Regions from separate parts of the Homo sapiens genome. Here region 2 is linked to region 1. The links are chromatin contacts, found by Hi-C or POLR2A ChIA-PET in ENCODE. All regions are on one chromosome and are shown on one strand. Each heading gives the region's core, a stretch centred on a gene start or an enhancer-like site at or near the end of the contact. The rest is flanking DNA. Distances are from core to core; before and after follow the strand shown.

The links. A loop is a pair of places that touch in the nucleus more often than their neighbours do. ChIA-PET counts read pairs that join two places held with the same protein, here RNA polymerase II (POLR2A). Pooled maps may share reads with other maps.
Region 2: a map of endothelial cell of umbilical vein shows a loop between it and region 1 (5-fold over the local background). The contact joins two enhancer-like sites. A Hi-C loop is called at or near these places in 5 of 168 maps with a recorded cell type or tissue (IMR-90, MCF 10A, PC-3 and 2 more) and 1 of 50 pooled maps. POLR2A ChIA-PET finds 5 or more read pairs at or near these places in 3 of 52 experiments (A549, IMR-90 and MCF 10A).

Annotation. Positions count from the first base shown.
Region 1 is chr3:188,947,835-188,952,609 of GRCh38, forward strand. No RefSeq gene overlaps it. Among named protein-coding and RNA genes, the nearest start is that of TPRG1-AS1, 2.6 kb to the left of the region's middle. Within about 2 kb of position 3,202, at least 27 of the 41 ENCODE cell types and tissues checked have a DNase peak (open chromatin) inside an H3K27ac peak, as active enhancers do.
Region 2 is chr3:188,544,679-188,549,736 of GRCh38, forward strand. The region is part of intron 6 of LPP (LIM domain containing preferred translocation partner in lipoma); the gene reads left to right. Among named protein-coding and RNA genes, the nearest start is that of LPP-AS1, 21 kb to the right of the region's middle. Within about 2 kb of position 2,538, at least 3 of the 41 ENCODE cell types and tissues checked have a DNase peak (open chromatin) inside an H3K27ac peak, as active enhancers do.

The DNA of each region.
Region 1 (4,775 bases), core at 1,952-4,451:
CGCCCTGGTTCTGGGCTTCGCTCTCGGCGCTCCAGGATTCCTGGACGACAGGGCCCAATCGTACCCTCACTCTGGGATCACTCTTGTGCAGTAAATAAGCACCTTGAAAGATGCATTCCAGGAGGGCAGCTATATTTAGAGTGGCATCCTCCTCTCCTCCCCGCACGCTCCTGCGTCCCGCCCTCTCCCCTCCCCGCCCCGCTCCCCGATGCCCCTCCCAGCCACCTCTCCCTCTTTGTCGCATTACATAGTAATCTGAGATGCACTGGATGTGCTCCAGGGAACAGAATGTACTTGGCAGAGACGCGGGGCTTGATGTCTGCAAAATGTCGGAAACGCAGCCAAGAGCTGCTAACTGGGTCATTAACCTCCAAAAGCAAAGCGAGGACTGTAAGGCCCGCTCTGCCTCCCTTCATCTCGCCAATAAAAGTGCCTCAGTGTGAGGGGGAAGAAAAAGCCCAAGGTTGACTGCTTTGATTTCTAGGCACCAAAGGCAGGCCCGTCCTCTCGTCCTGGCCCAGGCCCCAGCCCCTCCGGGCCAGCCCCTGCGCCACATCAGAGTTTACAAGTGACCTTTGAAAGGCTCAGCAACCCCGCAGGGCCATGCTTGCGCCTCAGCAAAGAAGTTACCCAGCAGCCGTTCCCTACCGCACAGCCTTGGACACATTTTCTTGGGTCCAGGAGGAGTTAAGGGAGTGGGGGTGAGTAGGGGTGAAAGGAGAAGGTTCCAGGTCCTTCACCTACAGTGAAGGGCTCTGCTGTCTCTCCCCTCCTCTGCTTCTCTCCCTCTTTTTCCTCCCCCTCCTCTTTCTTCTTTCTTGTCTTCCTCCTCTCCCTCTTCCACTTCTTTCTGAGAGCAGGCTTTGAGGTAGGTTCATGAATACATGGCCTGGGTCCAGGGGATTTGCATTCAAGCCGCTTGCAGCTCTGTTACTTGCTATGTGACCTTGGGTGAGTCACTCATTTCTCTGCTTTTAAATTCCCTTCTTCTCCATTGTTCACCACAATAACACCTTCCTGACATACATCACAAAACAGTGAGGCCAAATGAGAAAGTCTTTCCCTGACCGCCTTGTCTTTCACCCCTCTGAAAGCCCTGAGGTCCAAAGTGCCTCTGGCCTTGTGTGTACTCCTGGAAAATAGGAATACAAGTGGTCTCACCAGAAAGATTCAAACGTTTGAATGTTTTCAAGGGGATAGCCCCTAAAATCCACCCTCTTCAAGTTTTCTAGCCCTGTGAGGTTGCCAAACAGACACTTCCCCCTAATGCTCCAACCCACTTCTCCAGTGGCTAGAGAGAGAAAGTGACCGGTACAGAAACCAGAAGAGGTTGTGCAGTTCCTCAAATGAGACTCCCTTCCTTGTTGGAGGGAAGACAGTCAGCCTGGTAAGACTAGCAGCAGCCCACGAGATGTGGGTCTGAGCAGTCTCAACAAAAGTCCAGGATGAGGAGAATGGAGATTTGTGCAGCCATGCTGATAAGAGGAGGAAAGCTCGCTCCTGGTGCTCTCTAGGAAATTAGAACCAAGCCCAGCCTGGCATCAGCACCCTTCCTGCCTCATCTCTCGTTGGTCTTACCACTCCTTCCATGGCAGCCACATCAGATGGGTTCTGGCTGGTCGCGGTGCTCCATGGACGCCTCCTGCTTTCCTGCCACTTGGGCCTTGGCTGAGATGTCTTAAAAAATTTTTTAAACTCATCAGAATTTGATGGCCTCTATTTGGCCTATCTCTGCCACACATTCAAATCTTTCACATCCCTCAAAACCCAGCTTCAATGCCATCTCCTCTATTTAGATGTCACTTCTTTCTCTTTCAGTCTCAGTACACCCAGCCAGCCTTGGGTTATGCCATTTTTGTGCTTGCTAGATCCCTCTTATGCCATAGAGATTTCTCTGTGGATACAAACTCTGCTGTTGATCTCAATACTGATGGCTAAGGTATATCATAATACATCATAAATACATCCTGGTTTGCCATCTCAGTTTATGACTTTGTCTTGGTATAATATAAAATGTACCTTATGGCTAAGGTACATCATAAGGTACATCATAATACATCCTGATTTGCCATCTCAGTTTATGACTCTGTCTTGGTATAATTAGTTATTAATAGGTCCCTCCTTCACCTTGAAGTTTTTGGGTTTGGATGATAAATTATACAGTCACCTTACTGAGGGTCTCTATCCAAGTACATGGTACATTAGCAGGGGCTCAGTAAATGTGGCAAAGTACCTTAAAGGGCATTTAAAGGATCTTTTATACCCAGGTCACTGGGGCTCTCAGCCCTACCCTTTTCACTCCTTTTCTGGAGGCAGGCTACCATTTGTTCCTCTTCTCTCAAGGACTGCAGAATGACCTATGACCACTTTCTTTTTGACAAGCCTTTCCAGGATTTCAAAATGCTCTGACCCAACAAGAGAAATCACTTACCACAATCCTACCCCTTCTTCTCAGCCCCTAAACAGTAGAACAGCCACTGGATATTGGAAATAGGTATCAGACACTAGAGAAGGTCAGAACACAGCTGGTGCGATATATCATTTCCAGCCTCAACTGGACTTTTGGCCTTGCCCAATTTCTTTTTTTGTTTGTTTGTTTGTTTGTTTTTGTTTTTGAGATAGAGTCTTGCTCTGTCACCCAGGCTGGAGTGCAGTGGCATGACCTCGGCTCACTGCAACCTCTGCCTCCTGGGTTCAAGTGATTCCCCTGCCTCAGCCTCCCGAGTAGCTGGTACAGGTGCCCACCACCATGCTTGGCTAATTTTTGTATTTTTAGTAGAGATGGGGTTTCACCATGTTGGCCAGGCTGGTCTCGAACTCCTGACCTCAGGTGATCTGCCTGCCTCAACCTCCCAAAGTGCTGGGATTATAGGCATGAGCCACTGCGCCCAGCCAGACTTGCCCAATTTCTTTGACAGTCCAAGTTTTCAGAATTGCCTCTATTTACACAGTTGCCTTAGGAGAGGATCACAACTTGGAAAGCTTGAAGCTTCTTTATTATAAACTATGTAGTTAACATTCTAGGTTCTGTTCAGAGGTCAGAAAAGATAAGGTCTCTTGTGCTTTTTCATCATAATAAAAAACTTACTCAAAAGTCAGCCTGTTGGGGTGAGTGTTTGTTGACTTTTTAAACAAGATATCAAGCATTTGGAAGTAACAGAGGCAATACGCCCAGCCGTGTGAATGGAGCTCTAGCTTCAGCATCAGGAAGCCTGGGTCGACGTCTCCTCCTCTGACTCATTGCTTGCTGAAACATGAATCATATGCCCTTTCTCAGCACTGGGTCTCACTTCCTTCATCTCCCCTATAAAATGGGCGTATTTGCCATTCCTACCACACAGGAGGGGGCTGAGGCTTTCAGAGTCCTTGCTAATTACACACAAAAATATTATTAAAAGTAAAAATAAGCCATAGTGTGATTTTGACGCTCTGAAGAGGCACACGTGGAGGGTATGCGAAGCCATTTTATGACCTTGCTTCGTTTCTGGACATCCCAGTTCACTGAGAACAGGCTCTCAGAACGTGGGAATGGGCAGGAGAATCCATGTTGAGATGGAGATGCGAATGAGTCTGGTCTGTTTACGTGGGAGCAGGAGACCTTTGAGGAGATCACTCGCCAGCAATCAAGAAGAAGAACATGGAGACTGGGATGGAAACCCAAATAAGGCTATTCTGTGGAGGGCTCTGATGCCAAGGCTGGGGTGTTTGGACTCCCTTGAGGGTTATGGGAGATCAGTGGAGGTGACTGAGCAGGAGCATGGCACGACCCACAGTGTGTTTCAGTGAGACACTGTTTCATGGAGGGGCAGAAATGGGAGCTGGGGTCTGTCACCTTGTAAGCAAATGGCAGCTCCCCTCTGTCTGAGCTTCAGTTTCTCATCTGTTAAATAGATGGGTTAAACAGCAAATTGGTCTAATATGCTGTGATTCTATACTAAAGAACATGAGGAAACAGCTTGTCATATTGACGTGTGTGTGTGGAGGGTGTGTGTGTGTTTGGGTCAGGGGAAGAGGTGGGAATGCGGTAACTGCTTTGTTAGACACAAAGCCAAGTCCAGAGACCTTGTTCTTTAGGGAGGAAGCCTGAGCAGCCTCACGATCTCTAGCAGGTCTGAAGAACTTTCTGGGTATCTTTCTTTAGGCCACAGCACAGCACATCTGCACTTTAGGGCCTGGCCAGCGACCTCTGTCTAGACGTGTCTGCTGTCTACTTCCTAGTTCAGCTGAGAGAGCTAATATTTGAAAAGACTGGCCAGGCGCAGTGGCTCACGGCTGTAATCCCAGCACTTTGGGAGGCCGAGGCTGGCGGATCACCTGAAGTCAGTAGTTTGAGATCAGCCTGGCCAACATGGCGAAACCCTGAATCTACTAAAAATACAAAAATGAGCTGGGCGTAGTGGCAGGCACCTGTAATCCCAGCTACTTGGGAGGCTGAGGCAGGAGAGTTGCTTGAACTCGGGAGGCGGAGGTTGCAGTGAGCCGAGATCATGCCCTTGCACTCCAGCCTGGGTGACAAGAGCGAAACTCTGTCTCAAAAACAAAACAAGACAAAACAAAACGAAAGACTGCATAGGGGTTCTTGCAAACTAGCTATTTCTCAAGATATTTCAAATCTGTCTGTATCTTCCTATTAAATTTTCAGGAAGTTTTATATCAATGAGGACTACATGGCTTGGAGGCCCCAGAACTCTATCTTCAAAGTACAACTTGATAGTACACCTCCGACACTTACCAAGGTTTGCTGTAACATTGGTACATAGAAGAGCCTTTATTAT
Region 2 (5,058 bases), core at 1,288-3,787, 400 kb before region 1:
TGTGGAAGTCAGTGTGGCGATTCCTCAGGGATCTAGAACTAGAAATACCATTTGACCCAGCCATCCCATTACTGGGTATATACCCAAATGACTATAAATCATGCTGCTATATAGACACATGCACACGTATGTTTATTGCGGCACTATTCACAATAGCAAAGACTTGGAACCAACCCAAATGTCCAACAATGATAGACTGGATTAAGAAAATGTGGCACATATACACCATGGAATACTATGCAGCCATAAAAAATGATGAGTTCATGTCCTTTGTAGGGACATGGATGAAATTGGAAACCATCATTCTCAGTAAACTATCGCAAGAACAAAAAACCAAACACCGCATATTCTCACTCATAGGTGGGAATTGAACAATGAGATCACATGGACACAGGAAGGGGAATATCACACTCTGGGGACTGTGGTGGGGTCGGGGGAGGGGGGAGGGATAGCATTGGGAGATATACCTAATGCTAGATGACACGTTAGTGGGTGCAGCGTACCAGCATGGCACATGTATACATATGTAACTAACCTGCACAATGTGCACATGTACCCTAAAACTTAAAGTATAATTAAAAAAAAAAACATTAAAAAAAAAAAAGAAAATTCTTTGTAAGCTATAAAAGCCTTTAGAAAAAAAAGTAAGCTTTGTTTAAATTATTAATGTGTAGGTTGAGGCAAAACAAGCACTCCCTTTTGACAGAAGGGATAAGTACTGGTTCATATAAATACAATTTTATCTCCATCTGTATCTGTATCAGCCATTTATTTCTGCTTGATAAATTATCCCAAAGCTTAGTAATGTCTACCTTACTCACATATCTGCAATTTTGATAGTACTCCATGAAAATAGCTTAACTCTGTTCTGTGAAATGAGCCCATGTGCCTCGATTTGGGTGCAGAGGATTCACTTTCAAGATGCTTTACTCATGGCTGGCAGTTTGGTGTTAGAAGTGCGACTAGAGTTGTGTGTCAGGACCTTAGTTTCTCTTAATGTGAGTTCCTCTACAGGCTCCTAGGGCTTTCTTACAGCATGGTGGATGAGTTCCAAGGCCAAGTATCACAAGAGAGAAAGGTAGAAATGCCAGCATTGTTATGACTTAGTTTTAGAACTTACACAGAGTGTCCTTTCTACTATACACTGTTGATTGAGGTCCACCTGGGCTCAAAGACAGGGGGTTAGTCTCCACCTTTGTTGTTGGGGTTGTAGTAAGGCTCCAGACAAGTTTGTGGGCAAGAGACACTGTCGTGACCATCTGTGTACAGTACAGCCTGCCATTATATTGTATTTTATTGCATTGTATCACATTTTACTACATCATATTTTAATGTTTTATGTTGTATTTGTTTCCATTTGTGGAGGACTTAATATCTGCCAGACATGTATATTCTGTATTAAAGTTGACTTAATTCTCACAACAACCCTGTGATGACGTGGTCCTTCTCATTTTCACCAACGAGAAAACCAAGTTATAAAGATGGTAAGTAACTTGCCTAAGGTCAAACCAGCTCATAAGTGGCAGAGTTCAGGTTCAAAACCAGGCAATCTAGTTCTGGATCCCATACTTTTCACCACTCTGCCAGATTATTTCTATGTTGTTATCTGTTTTTATGTCTTAAATAATATTTATGCCATGCTGTTACTAATCACCATTTCCATCCCTGTCTCTGTATCTCAGTTAGAGAAAGTGGGTAGATAAGGACTGGATATCAGACTGGATAGGGAGGAAACACATGCAGGAGTATCATTACCTTTGAGAGAGGTGGGTCTGAGCTTGTCCCTAAGTGCTCCTGGACCAGTTCTAGGAGATCTCAAGAAAAGAAGCAACGTAACATTTCACTAGTTCCATACAGAGTTTATATTGGCCTTAATGATTTTGCCTTTAATTTAATAAGACATATGGGAGTCTACGGAATCTAGGGAAGGCAGCTGAGTAAGTAACGATATTTTTAAAAAAATTGGAAATAGGGGCCAATATTTGAAGACTAATGAAATTCAGGGGCATCTATTCTCGTTCCACAAAAGTTTAGCTATCTGGTATTCCATCTGGTGATCTATTCAATCAATTAACTCTTCCATATTGGGATGTTTGTCAGAGTCCAGCTTACAAATTGAGGAAATCCACAGTCACTTGTGAGCTAGTTTGTATCAGTTATTAAAATTTACTTATTTATTGTAAACTTCATCAAACCAACAATTGTTAAGCCCCTACTGAATGCAGGACACTGCAGATTACAATCAAGGGGAACACAGTTTATACCCTTTCTCACACCACAAGGGACTTCTACTGTAAGAAAAAGATGTGTAAAGCCATAACGACAAGAATATGTGATAAATATGATAATGAATCTATGAACAAGGCTGTATGGATGCCTAGCGGAAGGTGCTCCAATATTCTCCTGGAGAGGTCAGAGGGGGCTTTTCAGAGCATTTAAGCATATATATTACAGGAACTGGAAATGTTCAGCCCAGTTGGAGCTTAGAAAATGTAGGGCAAGTGATAAGCCTGGAAAGGAAGGCACGTAGATATGTTTCTGCAAATGCATTCCCTCCTTCTGTCTTCCTGTCTGCCTTATATACACAATGATGACTCAGTACCAGGAATCTCAGGAAACAAACAACACACATGCACAATATAAATTCCTCTACAATCCCTCTATTTATCCTCAGTGCAAAACCTCAATTAACTAATAGCTCATCTGAAAACTGTCAGGGCTAGAAAGTCCCATAACCCCTCAGGATAAAATCACACCAACCGTAAGTTACTTAGGCTCTCCAAGGTCAGCCTCCTTTTATCTAGCTTCCCTCTTTTTATAAAGCTGCGGGCCTGTCTCTAACAGGATCATGTGGTAACATTCATGATTTGCAAGAGCTTTACTGCTACAAAGCACATTTGCAATACACTGTCTCTTTTTTTTACTTGGCATTTGCGATTTAATTGTTAACCCACCTGATATATAGTGAAATTGTGGCCCAGAAATGTGAAATGACTGCTCTTAATTTTTACAAAAATAAAACAAAATAATCTAATCCTTAAAGTCGTGTCTTCTTTTGCAAAATCCTAGTACATTTTTAGTACATCAGTTGTGTTCCGTAGCTGGGGACTCTGTTCAAGTGAACCTTAATAAGAAGTGTGATGTATAAAATGGCAGAGTTTGAGGTGTTCTGACTGAAATAAGGAGTCTGGGCTCTGGAGCGTGGCTGAGCATCTTCTTGCTCACTCCAGAAACGGCCCTGAGGCTTCTTCATGTCTAGTGTTGTGAAAACCACTCAACTGCAGTGTGCTTATTACCTATGTCTAACCTTGGAGCACTCAGAAAAGACCTAATGCTTATTTTACTGTCTGAAGTGGGAAGACAGCCATTGTTAACGTGGGATCTCCCCTAGCATTCTCCTTCTGATCCTAGCGTAAATTCCTGTGGATCAAAGCCCAGCCCCTGAGACTGTAACAGAGAGAATAAAAGAACAAGAAGATGGTGAAGGCGATATGGTGTGGTAGATGGAGCATGTGAATTCTCCTAGTTCTGCTTCTAACTCACTTTTTGATTTTTAGCAGGCAAGCTATTTCACTTCTCTTGTGCCACGGTTTCCATTCATAAACTAGGGAACTGGACTTCTTGTCTCCTCACCGTCTGATTAAAAACATTCCGTGGTGATTCCTTTTCTTGGTAAGACACATAGCTTAGTCCACCTCAGGTCCCAAAAGGAGGATCAACCTTAGTGTTTTACGCTCTCTAATATGACCTCTTGCGGTCGATGTTTTAGAGGTATCTATCATATTGCATGGATTGAGGGAGTTTGACCTGTTGAGCTGGGCGAGTTATCACCATGCAGCACTTCAGGTGCTTACTCTCTTTTTATCCATGCATTGGTTCATTGGATTCAAACATTTCATTAGACTTCCTGCCTTCTTTTGGGGGGATATTTTGAATTTGGGGATAATAAGTTTAGAAATCTTTGGGATGAAGAAGAGGAAAGAGAAGGCAGAAAAGGAGGGCCATGACTATAACATTTATCAGCAACTGTGCCTCTTCCAGAAGAATCAGGATGGACTGGATTTGAATATAAAAAGTAGGAAGAGAGGCAAGGCAGAAACTGGGAGAGGCCGCAGATGGTAGTGATTGCAGATCCTTTATAAAATGCTGCATGTTTCAACTTTCCTCTGCCCAACACTATCAAGTGAGATGGATCCTTGGAGGTCTTTGGGTCCAGTCCTCAAGGAATCAAAATTACATCTAGGTAGTAGGAATAGGTTCTAGTGTTCTATACCACGTGGGATAACTATAGTTAGCAATAATGTGTGATGTAGTTTCAAATAACTAGAAGGCAGATAGTTAATGTTTTCAACACAAAGGAAATGATAAATATTTGAGATGATGAATGTGCTAATTACCCTGATTTGATCAATATACATTATATGTATGGAATTTCACTGTGTACCACATGAATAGGTATAATTATTTTTAATTTAAAAAAAGCAGTTTCTCATGTAAGCTGGATGTTGCTGGATAGTTTAACAGAAGTCTGTATAGCCTTGTTGTATTTTAATCATTTTATCTTTTTTTTTGGCCTGGAAAATATTAAGTTAGAATGGCTGTGCTGGAATACATCATCCCCACCTGTATATTAAAGCTCTGTGTTATTTAAAAATTTGTCTAAGAAACCTATAAATTGATGGAGCCTCACTGTGGTGGTTCTACTTCTCTATTTTGTGTGTTTGTTTGTTTGTTTGTTTTTTGGTCTGGTGCCATTGAGCCACTGTCTATAGGAATAAAAGGATGTTAGCATGACTGATAGTTCAGTGACCTGTAAGTAGCGATTTTAAAGAAAAATTTTATAGGTCTTTGTTAGTTCCAAATCTGACTACCTGTTAATTCTGCTTTATAGTCATGCTCTGACTTTACCATGAAGGCTGTAGCATTGTGCTTTATCTCCTTGTCTCCAGAGTACAAGATCTTGGTAAGAGAAAAGAGTGATAAACCCAAAAAATACAAACTCAGTTTACCTGAGACTGAGTAGCACAGAGGTCTCCACTACCACTCATTTCCCTCTTC